Linked DNA regions of Homo sapiens: regions 2, 3 and 4 are each linked to region 1. The links are chromatin contacts, found by Hi-C or POLR2A ChIA-PET in ENCODE. All regions are on one chromosome and are shown on one strand. Each heading gives the region's core, a stretch centred on a gene start or an enhancer-like site at or near the end of the contact. The rest is flanking DNA. Distances are from core to core; before and after follow the strand shown. Region 1 holds the start of PRH1-TAS2R14 (PRH1-TAS2R14 readthrough). Region 2 holds the start of LRP6 (LDL receptor related protein 6). Region 3 holds the start of GPR19 (G protein-coupled receptor 19). Region 4 holds the start of DDX47 (DEAD-box helicase 47).

Region 1 (3,358 bases), core at 693-3,192:
TTAGTCTTTCAGTTTTCAAAGGGAGTAAATTATATGTGTGAACTGAAACTATATATCTTCTCCCAGTTCTCAGAATTGATCATTTATTTTACATCGCTCTTCAGTCTCTATACCAGTATTTTAGAAGTTGTCATAAGTAATTCCTCTAAGTGCTACCTCGCTGGAGTGGTACTGGAGCAGCAAAGTAGCAAAAGAATACTAGCTGGGAACACAAAATTAATTTTTACAAATTTATCAGTGGCACGTTATTTCTACCAGTCATATAATCAGTAGACTATATAGAAACAGAGGTACTCTAGGGTACCGTACTTGTGCTCTGAATAGCTGCTAGACATGCAGTGCACGGTGCGATGTGTGGTATCTCAACAATGCTTTTCAGAACAAGACTGTAACCTTAAGGTCATGATCAGAAATCACACATTTGAATAATCCATGAATGAAGACGGTGTGTGCGATTAAAAAATACAGTGCTTTCTAGTTAAAATGGGAGATAAGTGAAGGTAATGAAATGTGCACCATTTAAATAACAAAAGTATTGTGGCTATTAGAGATTCACTGTGCTGTTACTCTAATGGTATTAAGAGTTTGGAAGTACAGGCCGGGCGCTGTGGCTCACGCCTGTAATCCCAGCACTTTGGGAGGCTGAGGCGGGCAGATCACGAGGTCAGGAGATCGAGACCATCCTGGCTAACACGGTGAAACCCCATCTCTACCAAAAAATACAAAAAATTAGCCGGGCATGGTGGCGGGCGCCTGTAGTCCCAGCTACTCAGGAGGCTGAGGCAGGAGAATGGCGTGAACCCGGGAGGCGGAGCTTGCAGTGAGCCGAGATCGCGCCACTGCACTCCAGCCTGGGCGACAGAGCGAGACTCCCGTCTCAAAAACAACAACAAAAAAAGAGTTTGGAAGTACAGAGTAGTATTCCAGCTCTTGGAGCCTAGCCACAGGTTTCACAGATGCATCTCCATGCAGAAATGGCTGAAGCTTCCACAGCTAATCTGAACTTTTTAAGGGTTTACATGGCTGGGAATATAATTTTGTATGTATGTCCTTATGTATATACGCGTGTGTGTCCACTAGTTTTTTGCTTGAATGTTTATCATTCCTGTCACTTGCAATTTAAATATTCCTAATAAATAGAAAAATCCAAAGACTAAGATTGTGATCCTTTTTATGTCTATGGTATATTATGAATACAGAGACCTTGTGCTTTTATTGGCGTAGGAATCATCTTGCCCTAATATTAATATTATGAAATCAAAAGGGTAAGATTCCTAACATCCCACATAACACAGCAGACAAACTAAAGTTTTAATCTAGCTTTGGCCCTTACAAATTTTGTGCCCTACGGCAAGTTACATCTCGCTTAGATTTTTTCATTTTAAAGTGGAACTATCTGCATGGATGTTCGTACATGCTATATAACACATCCTATTCCAGAGCCACCTACCATCAGTTGAGCTCTAAATGGTAAATGCCACAGTGAGAAGCAGACAGGAAGGGGCGGAGCGCCAGCGGCGCCCGGGGCTACGCGCCGCACTGCACCGAGCGGCGGCAGCGGCAAGCTTGGGTGTGAGCCCGGGAGCCGCTTTGCTTACCGTCCTGCCGGTCCCAGCCGTCGCTAGGAGGTCCGCGGGCCCTGCGGCAACCCTCGCTACAGACGCTGGGCGGGCGGCGACACCTGGCTCATGGCCCCCGCGGCGGCTCCGTCCTCCTTGGCCGTCAGGGCCTCAAGCCCCGCCGCGACACCCACCTCGTACGGCGTCTTCTGCAAGGGGCTCTCCCGCACCCTGCTCGCCTTCTTCGAGCTGGCCTGGCAGCTGCGCATGAACTTCCCGTACTTCTACGTCGCGGGCTCGGTGATCCTCAACATCCGATTGCAGGTACATATTTAGAGCCATGACTAAGCTAACGGCCTCCGGGGCCAGCATGATGGCCGACTCCCAGGGTCCGTTGCGGCGCGGCGGAGCAGCCAATGGCGAGCCCCACAGTCTCGCGAGAGTGCTCAGGCGCTCTTCGTGGCTGCCCTCTTAGCTGCTAGCGGAGCTCCTCAGGGGGCGGCCGGGAGCCTACAATCCCTAGAAAGAGAATACGCTGTTCCGGAAACAGAACTGCAGTTAAGACCCTCGAAAACATCTAAGAAAGTGTGCATCCTAAAACACCTGACGAATTTCAGAATGTGACAAAGCGCAGAGGATGCATTATTTCAAAACAAAACAGAAGGCTAAAATTTGCAGGAAAAAGAAAATCAGTAAACCGGGAATCCTCGGACTGGATTGTAAGCAAGATTTCAATGAATAAGAAGCTGAAGGTATTAAGGCTGTGATATAGAAGGTACATATTTCATCCCACAAGAGAAAACAATAATAATCAGAAATTTTCGGTGAAAAAAACGCAAAACTGTACAGGAAAATCATCCTCCAAGTACCAGACATAAAATGCTGCAAGCTTTTGAACTAATGGCGAGAGTGTAAGAAAATGGGCTCTACTTCAGTGATCCTGTGGCAGGACGTGGATCAAGACTTGGAACCGCAGAAAACGAAATCCCATAGTAGCACAAAGCTTGGCTGTTCAGTGAATAACATTTAAATAATCGTAAAATACAAATGTTGTTTATGGTTTTTATTGTTTAAGGGCATACTTAATTATGGTTACAAAGTGGAGTGCAAATGTTATTTACCATGTTTTAAAAATACAGCCGGAAAATACAAGTGGGAATGTTGAAGGAGGGCGGGGGAAGTAAATGGAATGGGGGTTATGTCCTTATAAAGTGGAAACTTGAAAGGTACTGTCTGTTGTTGAGTGGGGAAAGACATTTTTATTACTTACAGGGTAGCCATAAAGTTTCTAAAACGGTAATATATTAAAGAGGGAGAGTGGTAGGGGAGAACAGTATGAAGTCAACAGGAAATGGCTAAAGATGGAGAGCTCAGGTAGAATAGTTTAAAAAATGAAAATTGATAGAGTACCTGGTGTATTTGAATACAGCCTAGAGAGCTTTCATTTTCCAAAGAGTGTGGGGATAAATTAGTGAATGCATATTTTTCAAAATTAAGAAAACAGAACATATAATTTTGAACGCTGAGAAAAATAAAAATTTAAAAACTACACTGTATACACGGTATACCTCAACTGTGAATAATAGTAGTCATGTAAAGTCAGTCATAATTATGTAAATACTGAATACTGATTTTACAACAAATGATTCTATAACGCTGGGAGGATGGGAGAAAAGAGATGTGTGTGTGTGTAATGGTGGTGAGCCAATCAAGATCTGATATAGAAAAATGCAGAAAAAGGAGTATACACATGTTTTCTTCGGATTAAAAAAACTAATAATAAATCACCAAGAGTGGTA
Region 2 (3,202 bases), core at 688-3,187, 1.1 Mb after region 1:
GCCCTATTAACCTTATGTCTTAAAATACATACATATTCTTATGTCAAATATAGTTGTTTCTAACAGCTACAGCAAAACCCCTTTCAATAGAGTATGCCAATAATAAAATAAGTATATACTTATGAAACCTCTCCAGTACGTAACACTTCATTAAAATTTCTGCCACAAAAATCTAATGAACACTACCTTTCCGGGGTTTACATGTGGGAAAACTTTGTAATATGCTTAGAGTATCAAGTAATATAACATGCAAACACAATGCTGCATTACTACAGAGTAACTGAAGAAAGTATTTCTCCTCCTCCAAAAAAAAACTCAATCATTCTCATCCGAAATACATATACACAGTACACGCAAAAATATACACCTGTCACAGACTATTAGTTACTATTAGTGTTCTGTAAACTTAAATTAGTTTGGAGAACTTAACAAAAGTTTAGCTTGTTAACACCTAAAAATCTCCAGCGACCAGCGGTCACATGCCTGAAAAGAACTTACTATGAACGCCAGTAAGAACTTTACCAAACCAAAACTACAAGCCACCGTATCGAGCAGTACTTAAATTCCTCTGCTGGTAAATGCTCCACAGCCATCACAGCCATCTCAAGTTCAACACTAAATAGTTTGAGAAGAGCTGCCGACGGGCCAGTCAAAAATCTTTGTGAACTGTCACAAAAGTCACAGAGCATGTGTCAGCTTTGCAGTCCAATTCAAAACATCATAGTGCCATCGAATTCAAGCGATTCCCAGAGCAAATTATCTCGAACAGCCTATGCAATTTACCAAAGTGCCAAGCAGTCCCCAGGGGTGCAGAGCAAATTATCATTTTGGTCCCAGGACCGGCTCCTCTTCACACGAGGATGAATTTCCCTACTTAGTGCCAACTGTACACTTGCATACTCCGAAAATAGGGGCAAGCCGTGAATACCAGAGGTTACAAGGGCAATGTTTTATTTTATTATGGGCTGAAGCTCAGAAGGCTCCCAATGCTGAAACGCTCGACCTATAACCCCGGAGTCACTTTCCAACTGCGCTCTCACCCAGGGTCATTATATCCCAAACGGAAGCCAATCATTACCTGTAACAAGGCCTGGAAAAAATAGCAAGAGGGCTTTAAAAGTTCACCTAAGAAACACCGAAACGGGGTGGGGAGTGGGTGGCGGGGCTTCGATGGATAAGGCCAACCTTAAAGCATCTCGGACTCAAACATTTTAAAAGCCAAAATACGTACAAAGACCCTTTTCCCTGGAAGACCCCAGGCAGAGAGAGGCACACAGACACTCAGTCATCCCGACAGCATGGGGTGCCAAGGGTTCCCTAAGACCAGCAGCCGGGATCGAAGCTCCGATGTGTCCGGGGAAGGTCTGGGAAGCCAGGCCAGGTCCGCATTGTGGCCGGGCGGTGCACGCAGCCCCTGCTCCCGGGCCCCTTTCTCTCCCCCTCCCCACGACCAGGCCTCTCCCCGCTCCTCTCCCCTTCTCCCTTCCTCCGTCCCTCCCCTCCCCCTAGACACATACAACAAGGCCACCTCCCCCCGAACCCCACCAACTTTCCAGTGCCCCCACTCTTCCCACCTCTCAGGAGCACACAGAAGCTGCAGGCCAGGAGGCTCCTCAGGACGGCCCCCATCTTCCCTTCTCGCGTTCTCTTCTCTCACCGGCGAGGGGTGGCCAGAAGTGGGGGAGGCGAGGAGCCGGGGCGGCCGCCGCAGCGGCAGGGCTGCACGCTCATACTTCCCAGCTTCCCAGCGAGAGAAGAAAGAAAGGGGCACGTCAAGGTTCCGCGCGCGCCGCCGCCGCCCTCTCTACCGCGCCGCTCGGCCCCGGGCTCGCGCGACGCCAGCGTCTGCTTCCATCCCGCCGCCTCCTCCCCCGGCGCCCCGCTTCCCCCGCGCAGCTCCTCATTCAGCCTCTGCCTCGCGCAGCGGCGCAGGGATACGGTCGGCACCGCCTCCTAGGGTCGCCGCGACCGTGTCCCTGCGCGCAACGAGCCCCTTCTCCCGGTACTGCCTCCTGTACGGCCAGGGAAGGGAGTCGGCAACCGCACGCACAGCCTCTGCCTGAGACCCTGGGAGAGGTTCTGGGCTAGCAGAGGCGAACTGGGAGGGAAAGCCTCCTCCCGGTGGCGCATTCCAGCGGGATTCTTTCCCGGACCGGCCGCTTCGGCCCTCCCCGCGGAGGGCGTGAGGCGGCGTTGAACAACATTGGAGCCGGCGTGGTCGGGACTACTTTCTGCGGCTCGGCCGGGCAGCCGTCTGCCCCGCTCTTTGTGCGGCCGCCGCCGGCAGGGCCAGGTGGGGCTCCGGTCTCGCGCCCCCAGCCACCTGAGACTGCCCAGCCGCGGTGCACGCGCGGGGAGCCACGGCGGATCCCGTTGCGGGGTGATGAGCTCCGTCTTCGGGGTTGGAAATCGGTTTCAGCATCCTTTTTTTGGGAGGGCGGAATTTTTGAACGCTGTTTACACCGGCTTTCAGCGTGGATCTGGTGAACGATATTAAAACGCCAATTCAAAACTGAGATTGTCATTTTTCTCCCGCCTTCCCAGAAATACAAACTGCCCCCAGAATTAAGCCCGACCAGCTAAAGATTTCTAAACTGGCAGATAAAATTCCAAGATAAATGCCTCAAAACCTAAGAGCAAAGGGACAATTGGACAAGACTATTTAGGATTTTACAAGTTGCATATAATAACGAATGTTTGGCATGCTTCGATTATCAATTCTCAGCTTGAGAAGGAAAAGATTCCCTAGAATCTCAGACTGTGCACAGCCTCTGCTACTCCCAGTGCATTGGGCATTCAGGAGTAATGGCCCAGACGCCCCCTGAAATCACCTGCCAGGCTTTCGTCTGGGCAGAGGCGCTCCAACAGTTAACCCTAATGGAGCCATCAGATGCATCCTGCCCAGCTGTCACACGCCCTTACCTGGAGGCAGATGGGCAAGAAAGTGGAGCTGCTACCACAATGTTAACAAGTACCTCAGTGACATTGGAGTTCACTAGTGCTTGAACACAAGTTATCATATTTGACACTCAAAACTACCCTGGGGAAAGGCAGGTTTTGTTACTTATTCTTTATTGCACAGAGGAGCAAAATGAGAACCTGAGAGGTTAATGACTTACCCAGGGCCACTCAAGTAATGAATAGCAGTACCTCAGCCCAATCCAGGTCTCTGACTTAAGCCACTCCGCTCCTTCCAAGAAAT
Region 3 (3,239 bases), core at 740-3,239, 1.5 Mb after region 1:
TTTTTTTTTTTTTTTTTTTTTTTGAGACGGAGTCTCGCTCTGTCGCCCAGGCTGGAGTGCAGTGGCGTGATCTCGGTTCACTGCAAGCTCTGCCTCCCGGGTTCACGCCATTCTCCTGCCTCAGCCTCTGGAGTAGCTGGGTCTACAGGTGCCCACCACCACGCCCGGCTAATTTTTTGTATTTTTTTTTTTTTAGTAGAGACGGGGTTTCACCGTATTTGCCAGGATGGTCTCGATCTCCTGACGTTGTGATCCGACCGCCTCAGCCTCCCAAAGTGCTGAGATTACAGGCGTGAGCTACCGCGCCTGACCCGGTAGAGTACCTGTCTTAAAGCTCCCTAAATACAGACGGACCTACGATGCACAGAGCATCCACAATTCAACTGATAGGTGGCATGTACTTTACACTAAGTTCTATGCTACCTCATTTTGTCATTACAATAATCCTATGGCACAGGCACTATTATCCTTATTTTATAAATTGAGAAACTGAGATTCAGACAGGACACACAGAGTGACTGGCAGACCCTAAAGTCAAAGCCCAGGTCTGATTCCCAATTGTACACACTTTATATGACATCATATCGAGATGTCATGCCTCTCAGAGCTGGATGATCCCACTCCCTAAAACAAGACACCCAGGCTTCAACCCTGAAATCCTATTCCATTGCCTCCATGGATTTTTCCTGCAGCATTTTCCTATGCACTTCACACATACAGCGCAGCTGCCAGGATATACTTTAGGCTGCCAAAATGAAATGAAGTCACTTTCTTGGTAAGTGATTACCATGCCTGGCTCTTTACTGAAGTACTTCCATTCTATATATTCACACTGGGATCCTTCTCCATCACTGCTAGCTTCAATCCTGTGGCTTTCCATATTTAGTTTTTCTTACAGATGAAGTGATACTCTTTACCTATCAGCCATTCCTTTGTTGGAGTAAAATTACGTATTCCATCAGCATTCTTCTGCCTTGTACTCCAGATAGTATACAAAGAATCAAATTATAGTAGCTAAGTGGCATAGAATTGCTGCCGATATCAAGATGGACTCTAATATCTAGTGAACTGGGAGGCTAGAGGCTAGAAGTATGTACTTCTGTAAGGTGTCAGTGACACATCTGAGTAATGTGGTAGCTAAATGCCACCATTTCATTCCATGAAATCCACATTTCATTCTGGCTAAAGGGTAAAGCTGGTGAGAGGTGGGAGGGGCCAGGAGGCTCCATCGGAAGGAGGCAGACACTTCAGGTGTTGGGTGGTACCTTTAAGATGTTGCGGGGCCAAATCCAATGCCGGTGCAGGTGTCCCATATATCCTGAGAGACAAAAAGAGGTCAGATTGGTCAGATCCCTCGAGACAGTTCCCAAATTCCTGACTTCTGTTACCGCGACTGTTCTTCGCAATTCCACCTCGGCCTGTGTTCAGGACTGTGGCTTTTAGAATCTTCCTCATTCCATTCCATTAGGGGCGTCCCGATTTCCACCTTATATACACCATGTACTAAATGCATGCCATTTCTGCCTGTTTACAAACATGCATAAGTTCACACTCTTTTAAGAAAAATGTCCTCTACTGTCAACTTCTTTCTAGTCTGGCCTCCCAGGTAGGCTACAGAGCTACTGCCTTCATTTATCTCTCAAATCTTCCCATCTTCTCCTTCCCACTGTATTACCTTAGCTCACACTCACATCCTCTTGGTCACCAGCCAAAAAATAAATAAAACTCCTTTGTCCCTTCAGATTTCTCTCTTATTCTACAACCTCATTAATCGGCTCTCCCGCTCCCACTCCTTTACTACTTCAGTCGCTGAAACCTCCCCTCACAGAGTTCACGGCCAATATAAAAACGGAAAGAAGGGATGACCATACGAGCTTGTGGACTTTTGCCTGCAAAATCTCATAGAATGTGGTGTTGTGTACGTGAATCCATCAGATCAACGCGACGGACACTCCCCAAGGGCCAAATCGGACCGCCTCTCACTAGGCGGAAAGTTTTGAAACTTTTGCGCGCTAAAAATGATGAGCCAGACGCATGCGCAAACGTGCACTCCCGGGGTGGCGCTTCTCCTCAGGCAGATCTCGCGTGGTTTGGTGATGGCCGGCTAGTATGAAGGTTTTCCGTGGCGTTGAGATCCCACCCGCCCTTTTTTTTTTTTTTTTTTTTTTTTTTTTTTTTTTTTGCTGCCCCAGTGGATTAGGATTAGTGCTGCAGTCAAATGAAAAAGATCAAGACAAAAAATTAGGCTAATATAACTAGCCGACAGGCTAGCGGCATTTCTCTGGGGCCGAGGAATTCCACGAAGAAGATCTCTGCGAGGCCCAGAAGGCCGCACAACTACTTCTTCAGAAACAAAATTTTTTAAAAAAGTAAAAATAGAGGAAGTCAGCCAGTTTATCACCTTGGAACCAGCGTTTTGTTTGGCTTTTCCGCTTTTCACTCTACGAAAAAGCCCATTGGCGGCTACCCAGGTTACCGTCCTGTTGCCATTGCGCCTGCGCGGCGGTTTGTTTACCAGTCCAGGCGAAGCGCTGTGTCGCGGTTCTCGCCGCCCCGAGCGCCTTGGTTTGCTCCCTTGACGTGTAATTCGTAATGAAAGTCATGTTTTCATTTGGGAACACGGATCGGAGGTTTAAAACTGGACAGTTTAAGTGTCAACTTCAGACCAAAGAAAATAATGGTAGGGAAAACACTGGACACTCAGAAATCGGTGCCGCGTCAGAGCTGTCACGGAAGATGTTTCTAATGAACCTGAGGAAAACAATAGCACCACCCTAACCAGAACTAAAAAGTGGCAAGCAGCCACAGTTAATGAAACTCATAGGTGGCATTTAGTTACTTATTTAGAATGTAGGCCTAGTTATGGTAAAAATGCAAATAAGACCAAACCTAAGGTCCTCTTGCTCGAGCAAACCTCAAGCAAAACCTACATGATTTAAGACTGACTCTTGAAGCGAAGTAAAAAAAAAAAAAAAAAAAAAAAAGCAGCCATGCAAAATTTGAAACTTGGAGACGACTCTAGAAGCATTAACCCAAGAAAGCACAAGCCAACAAACAAATTTTTGAAATGGTTTGAAGAGCTCTTCAAAGTCAGTTTCAGGTGGCTTAGAAGAGGATGTTGCTTATAAAATGAGATCTGATGGAAACTTGTTTTACAGATATGACTGGATTCGTTTGAAAACAAAAAAAAAGGCAGGCAAAGTGACTTTTTAAAAAGTATTTTTATGGAAGGATTTCTA
Region 4 (3,520 bases), core at 161-2,660, 1.6 Mb after region 1:
CATCTGCCTTGGCCTCCCAAAGTGCTAAGATACAGGTGTGAGCCACCGCGGCCGGCCTATTGTCTTATACACTTAATTCTTTTATTCCCAATTCCCAGTTTTATTCTAATTCTTCTCCCTCTGCAGGCAACCATTCTAAAATATTTCAAGTGTATCTTCTGTTGGATGTGTTTTAGCAGAATGTGATATCTGTGGGCCTATATTTTAATATACTTGATATATTTTATGCTTTTCTCACTAAGCACTAGGTTTTTCAGATCTAATCATATTGTTAAGGGCATGTTTGTAGACACCATGTTCACATTTTAACTATGCATTTTCCCAGTGACGGACACCAGATTGCCCCCAACTTCCCATCCTCAGGAATAAAACTGCAACGAGCACCCTGCGCAGTGTGAGACCCAAGTGACAGGCCACAGGAGGGCACTCGCTGGCCATGGGGCATGCAACATACAGCTCTGAATTTGCTGCTTTCCAGAATAGCCTTAGTAGCTTCACAGTCTTGGTACTTGGAATTCTCTCACTCTGGAATGATTATCTCCTGGGATCTTAAAGCGTTTTCTCCTGCTCAACAGTGAGGTCTTAACTCAAATATCACTGTCTCAGAGAGGCCTTCCCAATCTCACAGTTATCCCCACAACCCACCCTCCCCAGGTTACTCTGTAATTTTTATGTGAACAGGGTTTCACTCTGTTGCCCAGGCTGGAGTACAGTAGCACCATCTCCACTCACTGCAGCCTCAACTTCCGGGGTCAACTGATCCCTCAACCTCAGCCCCCTGAATAGCTGGGATTACAGGCGCATGCCACCATGCATGCCTGACTGATTTTTGCATTTTGCAGACACAGGGTTTCGCCACGTTGCCCAGGCTGGTCTCGAACTCCTGGGCTCAAGTGATCCGCCCGCCTCGTCCTCCCACAGTGCTGGGGTTACAGGCGTGAGCACACCCAGCTACTTTTCACAATTTGAAATGCTCTGTGATAGCTTATTTATGATCTGTCTTCTTTTTCTTCACGAGGGCAGGGGTCGCTGTCCTATTCACCAGCCATCTAGCATAGCCTTAGCAAATGGTAGGTTCTCAACATTATTGAATAAAGTAATGACATAATAAAAAAATAGTATTGTAATATCAATCCGTTCCAAACTCTATGGTTAGAAAAGCGGGGAACATAACTGGCGACACACGTAGGGAAGGCTCTTTAAAAGGGACCTAAAGGTCAACTGGAGTCCCTGGTGATCAGCCCCTTCTGCACTCGGATCTATTCCGCAAGCCTACGCGCCCATATTCACTGGGCCCCACCTGCCTAGCGGACGGGTGCAATCCCCGGCAAGCCCGCAGGGGGCGCGCAGAGCACGTCGTCCGGGGAGAACTAAAACTACATTTCCCAGCATCCCGCGCGCCGCAGACCCACTTCCGGAGACCTCACACAAGATGGCGGCACCCGAGGAACACGATTCTCCGACCGAAGCGTCCCAGCCGATTGTGGAAGAGGAGGAAACTAAAACATTTAAAGACCTGGTGAGAATGGATGACGCTGGCTTCTTTTATGTACTCTGGTGCTAGGCTCAGGGAGACCCCAGGTACCTTAGATCCCGCTCTGATAGTGTACAAAAGCATCTTGGGGCCTAGCTTGGGTTTTCCCCAGAATTTCAGAGGGCTGGGTTTCGGACGTGCTCTGAGTTTGGGTGGTGGGAGGGCTGCTGGGCCCTGAGACCCCCTATTTGCCCTATTCGCCACTTTAGTGTGGCAACGTTTGTATGTGCATCCAGGAGGTTGTACATATGGGGAATGGAATTGGTCTCTTTATAACTGGAGCTTTGGAGTCAGATGAACCAACCAGATTTGAATTTTGACACAGTCTCTTACTGAGGACAAGTTGTTACCTCTCTGTGTTTCTCTTTCCACATCTGTAAATTGGGGATAGTAATAAGTACTTACCTCGCAGAATTGTTGTGACGATTAAATGAGATGATACATGTAAAGCACCTGGCCTTGGCCTTGGTGAGCAGAAAGTGTTCGTTAAGTCTTGAGCTACTGTCTCATGGTATAGTTAAAGAGTAGGCTCTGAGATGCACAGTAAATACCTTTTAAATCAAATACAATGGTTGTACATGATGGGTCTGACAGTCAGTTAAGTAGGAGGGAGGTAGGGGTGTGCTGTTCTTGGCTAAGGTATATTTTTCTGAATTCCAAGGGTGTGACAGATGTGTTGTGTGAAGCTTGTGACCAGTTGGGATGGACAAAACCCACCAAGATCCAGATTGAAGCTATTCCTTTGGCCTTACAAGGTAGGTTGTATGACTTCGTACAGATTTAATATAAAGTTATCTCAATTAGATACCCCTTTTGAAAGCTGTTGCTTGCATACTTCAAGTGAAATAAGGATATGGTCACTAAAGGTACAAAGTTTGGGTAATGGTATTTGAAAATGTCATTCTCCAATTTTACTGAGCTTACTTTCTGTCTTAATAGCTGAAAGGGTTTGTTCTCTGCCACAGATGCTGACTTTAAGGAAGCCCTAGGTTAAAGTTAAAGTATATTAACGACAATCTTGGTAGACTTTATGCATCAGTGGGCGCACACTTAGGGAAGGATGCCTGGAACACATATGTGTGTCTTGAGGAGTTGAGAATTCTTGCTGTGAGCCATGTTTATCAGATTTGTAAAACAGTGGTTAAAGCAGATTGATGGCTACTGGAACTGAAACTAATGGGATGAACTTTTTTCTTTTTGAGATCTTTTTTTTAAGATGGAGTTTTTTTTGAGATAGAGTTTCGCTCTGTCGCCCAGGCTGGAGTGCAGTGGTGCGGTCTTGGCTCACTGCAACCTCTGCCTTCCAGGTTCAAGCAACTCTCCCGCCTCAGCCTCCCAAGTAATGGATTACAGGCGCATCACCATGTCCGGCTAATTTTGTATTTTTAGTAGAGATGGGGTTTCAGCATGTTGGCCAGGCTGGTCTCGAACTCCTGACCTCAAGTGATCTACCTGCCTTGGCCTCCCAAAGTGCTGGGATTACAGGTGTGAGCCACCACATCTGGCTGTAACAGGATGAACTTTAATAGGAGTAGAAGTAAAGTCCTGCTCTTAGATTCCTAAAGTACCAACTTTACAGGATTAGGGTGGGTGATAAAAGAGGCCCAGAGGTCTTAGTTAACTGAAATCTATTAAGATCCTCAGAGAGAGTGAATGTAATCATAGCAATTGTTATAAGAGGGGTAATGTGGCTAATTATTGTTAGTATTAATGTAGCTATTACTGTATTACTATATTATTAGTGATTAATGTAAGCTATAATTATTACTCATTAGTAATTAATGTAGTGATTATTATTGATAATAATTGAAAGATTTAATGATTTGAAGAGCTGTCATGTGGAAAAGGGGTTAGACTTACTCTACAAAATTCCATTTGCTCTTTCCATAAATAGTTACTATTTGTTGTAAATGTAAGGCACTGGAGGTTAACAGTCTGTCCTCTCCAAGAGTCTATAATCTATTAAAGAGATAATTATAAATTTAT

What was found. Hi-C counts contacts between places; a loop is a spot of excess contacts on that map. ChIA-PET counts read pairs that join two places held with the same protein, here RNA polymerase II (POLR2A). Pooled maps may share reads with other maps.
Region 2: a loop to region 1 is called in a map of tibial artery, with 11 times the contacts of the local background. The contact joins the promoter of LRP6 here to the promoter of PRH1-TAS2R14 in region 1. A Hi-C loop is called at or near these places in 2 of 168 maps with a recorded cell type or tissue (naive thymus-derived CD4-positive, alpha-beta T cell and tibial artery), 1 of 37 single-sample maps with no recorded cell type and 10 of 50 pooled maps. POLR2A ChIA-PET finds 5 or more read pairs at or near these places in 1 of 52 experiments (activated T-cell).
Region 3: a loop to region 1 is called in a map of transverse colon, with 23 times the contacts of the local background. The contact joins the promoter of GPR19 here to the promoter of PRH1-TAS2R14 in region 1. A Hi-C loop is called at or near these places in 2 of 168 maps with a recorded cell type or tissue (naive thymus-derived CD4-positive, alpha-beta T cell and transverse colon), 1 of 37 single-sample maps with no recorded cell type and 9 of 50 pooled maps.
Region 4: a pooled map shows a loop between it and region 1 (9-fold over the local background). The contact joins the promoter of DDX47 here to the promoter of PRH1-TAS2R14 in region 1. A Hi-C loop is called at or near these places in 8 of 50 pooled maps.

What each region holds. Positions count from the first base shown.
Region 1 is chr12:11,169,669-11,173,026 of GRCh38, forward strand. PRH1-TAS2R14 (PRH1-TAS2R14 readthrough) reads right to left here and starts at 1,943. Exons shown (of 5, transcript NM_001316893.2): 1 at 1,754-1,943. It overlaps SMIM10L1 (small integral membrane protein 10 like 1), which reads left to right and starts at 1,526. Exons shown (of 1, transcript NM_001271592.2): 1 at 1,526-3,358. The coding sequence starts at 1,689. The coding sequence ends at 1,895. PRH1-PRR4 (PRH1-PRR4 readthrough) reads right to left here and starts at 1,957. Exons shown (of 10, transcript NR_037918.2): 1 at 1,754-1,957. It also overlaps a transcript of PRH1 not described here.
Region 2 is chr12:12,265,107-12,268,308 of GRCh38, forward strand. LRP6 (LDL receptor related protein 6) reads right to left here and starts at 1,938. Exons shown (of 23, transcript NM_002336.3): 1 at 1,575-1,938. The coding sequence starts at 1,629. RefSeq lists a silencer at 1,629-1,938 and enhancers at 1,945-2,581, 2,119-2,168.
Region 3 is chr12:12,694,194-12,697,432 of GRCh38, forward strand. It overlaps GPR19 (G protein-coupled receptor 19), which reads right to left and starts at 1,990. Exons shown (of 4, transcript NM_006143.3): 1 at 1,872-1,990; 2 at 1,266-1,318. RefSeq lists enhancers at 1,738-1,897, 2,078-2,157.
Region 4 is chr12:12,811,936-12,815,455 of GRCh38, forward strand. DDX47 (DEAD-box helicase 47) reads left to right here and starts at 1,411. Exons shown (of 12, transcript NM_016355.4): 1 at 1,411-1,519; 2 at 2,196-2,289. The coding sequence starts at 1,433. RefSeq lists an enhancer at 1,238-1,547.